Linked DNA regions of Homo sapiens: region 1 is linked to region 2. A link is a loop called in an ENCODE intact Hi-C map of the cell type or tissue named here. Cell type or tissue: MCF 10A. All regions are shown on one strand. Links, peaks and the distances in the headings refer to the core of each region. The heading gives the core; the rest is flanking DNA.

What was found. Peaks named below come from ENCODE experiments on the same cell type or tissue, not always from the same donor. Only the 100,000 strongest peaks of a DNase experiment are listed, where the experiment ranks them.
Region 1: a loop joins it to region 2, with 2.7 times the contacts of the local background. A loop is called at or near these places in 1 of 110 quality-filtered maps.

The regions. Positions count from the first base shown.
Region 1 is chr1:65,394,467-65,397,390 of GRCh38, forward strand. DNAJC6 (DnaJ heat shock protein family (Hsp40) member C6) reads left to right here. Exons shown (of 19, transcript NM_001256864.2): 13 at 432-566. Among named protein-coding and RNA genes, the nearest start is that of LEPR, 25 kb to the right of the region's middle. In MCF 10A, for the core only: no CTCF peak of the experiment used is centred there; a DNase peak (open chromatin) is centred at 1,585.
Region 2 is chr1:65,342,197-65,345,120 of GRCh38, forward strand. The region is part of intron 1 of DNAJC6 (DnaJ heat shock protein family (Hsp40) member C6); the gene reads left to right. Among named protein-coding and RNA genes, the nearest start is that of DNAJC6, 34 kb to the left of the region's middle. In MCF 10A, for the core only: no CTCF peak of the experiment used is centred there; DNase peaks (open chromatin) are centred at 1,295 and 2,165.

The DNA of each region.
Region 1 (2,924 bases), core at 139-2,638, 52 kb after region 2:
ATTAGCATTGTTGCAAAGACTAAATTTTGAGCTCTTGTCTTGTGGTGTTGGGCAGTTTTAGTTATTGGAGAATGCCCCTAGTTTAACATAAATTGATATTTTAAATGTACTGAGTATGGTAAGAAGGGATAAGGCTAGATAACAAATAAATCCTGCTCTTAAAACCGAGGTGGGATATATGGCTTAATACGTTTTCAGCTAAGACTTCATTGGCATAATGCTCTCCTAACAACTGCTGGGCAGATTAGCCTTGTGTAGCAGCAATGGTATCGACTGTAGTTCATCCAACAGGTAAGTCCAGACTACTCCTTTGTCCACAAAGATAGGAAATTCTTGGAGTCCACTGTTAGCCCTACAGGAAGTGACAATTCTGTGACATTTAGTGAATGAACTCATGGGACAAATAAATATATTTTCCCATTGTTTTCTAGGTGCCACCTTTGACCCATTTGGAGCACCTTCTAAACCATCAGGTCAGGATTTGCTGGGTTCTTTTCTGAACACATCCAGTGCTTCCAGTGACCCCTTTCTCCAGCCAACAAGAAGTCCTTCGCCCACAGTACATGGTAAGGAAATATTTTATATTGTGTTCAGTGGAACATAGTTTTCTGCAAGATATCAGTAAGTGCTCATATATAAAAGCACCCTGTGGGTGCTTTTTTGATAAAAGCTTCCTCACACATCTCTGTTTTTGAAATTAACAACTCACCTTAACATATCAAAATCTCTGGGCTGTCTTACAGGACAGAAACCTGCTTAACTTTGTTTTGCTCTGCTTTCCTATTTGACTATGGTATCCTTTTTTGCATTAGAGCTACATGGACAGAATCATAAATGACCCTTGATTGTAGGACATATGATTATTTTATGTACCAATAAGAAAGAAAAAAACACTGCCACTATGAAATGATTGGAAGATACTTCTTGGTTAGAGAAATCTTTGAAATGTGGGAAAATATGTCTTAAATAAATAAAATATGTTAGTAGTCCACAAAATTGGTATTCCAAAGAACAAAGTTTGGGATATGATAGCCACTAGTTACGTGTGGCTGTTGATGACTCTACATGTGGCTAGTCTGATTTGAGATACACTCCAAGTATAAAATACATACCAGATTTCAAAACTTAGTACAAAAAGGGCATGTGAAACATCTCATCAATATTTTTATATTGATCATTTATTAACATAATATATTGAACATACTGGGTTAAATAAACTATATTATTAAAAATAATTTCAATAGTGTCTTTTTACTTTTTAAAATGTGACTGCTAGGAAATATAAAATTACATATGTGGCCCAAATTATATTTCTATGTTAGAGACTTAGGTTGTATAGAAAGAGTAATAATAATCACATCCATTTATAAAAGTGTGTCACTTAGGTAACATTGATTAAAACCGGAGGTCTGCAGTGAGGGATAAATAACTTTGAGCCAGAGAGTTGTAGCTCATTCCTGATGTCGAAGTCTATTGAACATTATTGGCCACAACCTAGAAGGTGACGTATTGTTGAAGGCATCCTGAGCTTGCTTGGAGAATGCAGTCCAGTCATCAGTTGACTTTGGGAAACCATGCCAATGCAAAAGGAAGATGACTTTTGCAACACTGGTGAAACTGAAACTTGACTAAAAAAGATTCCAGGAACAACTTTTGTGGTTCATTTCCAACTAGTCTTTAATCTCAAACTATTTGAAGTGCATCCTCAGGACAATATACAAGAAATTCCCCTCTTACCTCTGAGTCATGCTCACTTGAGAGAGTCTCCTGATTGGATGTTGACTACCTGTAGGAGAAAAGATGCAGGAATGTAGAGTAGAGTTGGTTTTCTCACTCATTTAAAATGTTAAGTCATGTCATTGCTCTGCTCAAAATGCCTCCCCATTTTACTCAGCATGAAAACCAAAGTCCTTGAAATGGCCTGTGTAGCCTCTGTATGCTCTAGCATCTCAGTGCCCGTGACCTCATTTCCCATTCTTTCCCACTTTACTCTCTGCATTCCAGCTGTACTGGCCTCTTTGCTGTTGCACTGGCTGTTTCCTCTGCCTCATACTCTTCCCCAGGCATCTGCATGGCTAAGTCCTTCACCTCCTTCAAGTGTTTGCTCAAATGTCACCTTCTCAGTGGAGTCTACTCTGATTCCTCCGTTTCAAATTGCAACTCGTCTCCCTGCCCTACTCTACATTCCCCTTTCTGTTGTGCTTAGTAACTTCCAGTATATGCAGTAATTAACTTATGTGTTACATTTTTTTGTCATCTCTCTCTCTCTATTAGAACATGAATTCCACAAAGGCAGGGAATTTTGTTTTGTTCATTAATGCATCCATAGTGCCTAAAAGAATTACCGGCACATGGTAGCTGCTATCTATCTTTCCAATATTAAATATAAAATGAATTAACTCATTTTTCCCATCAAAGTTTCTTTGATGCACAGTGATAGTGTCATAAGGCTATATGTTTTCCTGATTTTAATACTTTGAAATTATTGTTTTAATAAGAGTACTACCCTTTGTGTCCCATGGACGTGGGTGTTCATACTTGGCAGCTTGGCAGTTTTGGATCCAGTTTTCTGTTTCTGATGAGCTGATTAGAACATGGTGTTTATAACCCAGTTTAGGCCAGTTAGTACTCCTTTGTTTTGTGGTTACATTTCTCATTTTGGTCTGTATTGTACTAGCGAGTGGAAAGAATTTTCTCCTCTCCTTGTTGGGAAAGCAATGATCATTTCACTGTTACTGAATCAACTCCCCGTCTTCACATAGGACAGAATATAGGTGACACTCAGATGTCTGCTTTGGGAGGTCAGACATCCTCAGGGTACTTCCCCCGGGTTTCTGCAAGGCGTCGCCAATCTCTCATGAAAATAAAAAAAATACTGCCTTTGGGCTCAACAAATATTTATTGAACATCTATTCTGAAGAGAA
Region 2 (2,924 bases), core at 231-2,730:
AGAGCCTGGCTGTATGACCTAAATTTTTGTGTTGGGTCCTGCTGTGGGCTGAATATTTGTGTCCCCTCCTTTCCCAGATTCGTATGCTGAAACCTAATCCTTAATGTGGTAATATTTGGAGGTAGGGCCTTTGGGAGGTGATTAGGTTGTGATGGCAGAGCCATCGTGAACGAGATTAGTGCCTTTATAAAAGAGGGCCCCAGAGAACTTGCTTGTCTCTTTCACCATGGGAGGATACAGGGAGAAGATGGCCTTCTACGAATAAAGAAGTGGGCCCTCACTAGGTACCAAATCTGCAGGCACCTTGATCTTGGACTTTCTCGTCTCCAGAACTGTGAGGAATACATTTCTGTTCTTAATAAGCCACTCAATTTATAGTACCTTGTTACAGCAGCCCAAATGGTCTAAGACAAGTTCTCACTTTGCTCCTCTGTAAAAAGGGGATAATCAAACTTACCTGGCAACATAATTGTGAAGATTAAGTAAGATAATGGACATAAAGCTTGTAGTCTAGTTCCCAGGGATCAAAGGGTGCTTAATAAGTGATGGCTATTGCTGTTATCATCTTGCTGCACTTCAATGCAATTGAAATTGGTTTAAAAGTGAATAGAAACGGTTGGTTTCTTGATGGATTCAATTCAGTTCAATTAAGTGTCCTTTTTTAGATGGCTTACCCTGGTAAGTGTCATGCTGAATACTTGATACAGATAGAAATTAAGCACTCTCTTCTCGCTAAGCTCTTCTTGTGCATTCTCAATTTTGCGTTGCAGCTTTCAACAAAAGCATCCCCTCACCCTTCCCAGTGATTCTAAATTTCTTTATCTACTCATTTGAAGGTTAGTTTGACTTTCAAGCCTTTTGAGATCTGAGCATCATTCACCTTTGCGGTCTCACCTCTCACCCCTCTCTAATATACCACCCAGTTCTGTGAGGAAACACCATAATATCTTGGCTCTAGTATGTACCATTGCCACTGCCTGATACACATTCCTCTCCATTTCAGAGTCTTCCTCCTTCCTCCTGTGTAGTGGAGACGCAATACTCATCTGTCAGTGTTGGATGAGGATTTATGCATATAATTTTTTTGTCCGAAGAGCAGATGGAACCACACAGACCAGACTGCAGGAAAGAGAAGAGATAAACAGTAGACTACCTTACCTGTGGTTTCACTTTCCAAGGTTTCAGTTATCTGCTGCCAACTGCAGTCTGAAAGTGTTATGAAAATTCCAGAAATAATCCATTACGTTTTAAATTGTGTGCCATTCTGAGTAGTGTGATGAAATCTTGCACCGTCTTGCTTGGTCCTGCCTGGGATATGCATCATCCCTTTGTCCAGTGTTATGTTACTGCATATTAGTCACTTAGTAGTTGTGTAAGTGATGAGATTGACTATCTTGGTTATTGCAGTGCTTGTGTTCAAGTGACCCTTATTTTACTTCATAATGGCCCCAAATCACAAGAGTAGTGATGCCAGCAACTTGGATATGCCAGAGAAAAGCTGCAGGGTGCTCCCTTTAAGTGAAAAGGCAAAAGTTCCTGACTTAATAAAAAAAAAGGAAAAAAAAATATTCCGAGGTTGTATAGATCTATGGTAAGAGTGAATCTTTTATCTGTGAAATTGTGAAGAAGGAAAAAGGGAATTCACGCTAGTTGTGCCATTACATCTCAGACGGCAAATGTTATGGCCACAGTGTGTAAGTGCTGTATTAAGATGGAAAAGGCTTCAGTTTGTGAGTGGAAGACATGAACAGAAACGTGTTCCAATTGATGGCAGTTGGGTTTGGTATTATCTGTGGTTTCAGACATCGACTGCAGGTCTTGGACTGTATCCTCTATGGAAAAGAGGGGACTACTGTACTAGCACCTGCATTGGCCAGATGCTAAGTAGAAACAGAAGCTGCCTTGAACTTAGGGAGGCCCTGGGTGTACAGTGATTTTTCTATGCCATTTGTGGTGCCATTTCTGCAGCCCACCAGGGTGCAGCCTGCAGAAGGAAAGTCACACAGCTCTTTCCTCCCTCCAGGGGTCCTTACAATAATGAATGATGGCAAAGAGTCAAAGATAGGATGATGATAATGCCTACTTTTTATTGAGCACTTCTTGTAGATACATGCACATGTGTGTATTTCATTCTTAACAAGTATTATTGCAAAACTGAGGTTCAGAGAGGTTGCATCACACCCTTGAGCATGAAGAAGACAGGGAGGGTGGCTGTAATAATAGGGACAGTCCTCCAAAGCATGACATCCGACTCTTTTGATGGTTGGGCAGCTAGTGTGCCAGGGAAATAATTATCTGTCTCCTTAGCAACCCCCAATATTTGGCTTAGTTGTCATTGATGCATTTCAGTTATCTTCATGTCGTTAAAGAAATAGGTCTCAGGAAATTTAATCCAGCTAGCAGTGCTATGCCTAGAATTCAATTAACTCCATGATTTGCAATTAATGAGCCCTCATGCCAAGATTGAGGTCATAGCATTAATCTTACTTTTATTTTAGGATTTCCACTGTCATGATTTACAGCGAAATCCAGCCAATCTTGTCAGGATTATTGGAGCATAATTAAGCCAGAAAGGCAGGCAGAACAGCTAGTTAACATGGGATCCAGGGAGGGACCACATACCTTTGCTTGGTAAGCCTACCTCAAGCAGGATGGGGCTACATATGAGGATTTCCATCTAAGGACTGTTTCCCAGATGCCTGATCTGTATACATTTCAAATCCCCATCCAATCTCCAAAGAAAATATTTCCGAGTCCCAGTTGGTGAGCCCTTGTGAGTTATGTTGTTGTTAATTCAATGCTACCACATCCACCTCCACCTCAAGTTGCCATTTACTAAGTTGTAAATGTAACAGACAGTGAGTGGGCTTTTACAGATGATGGATTTAATATCTGTGATGATTCTATGAGGAAGGTATCATAGG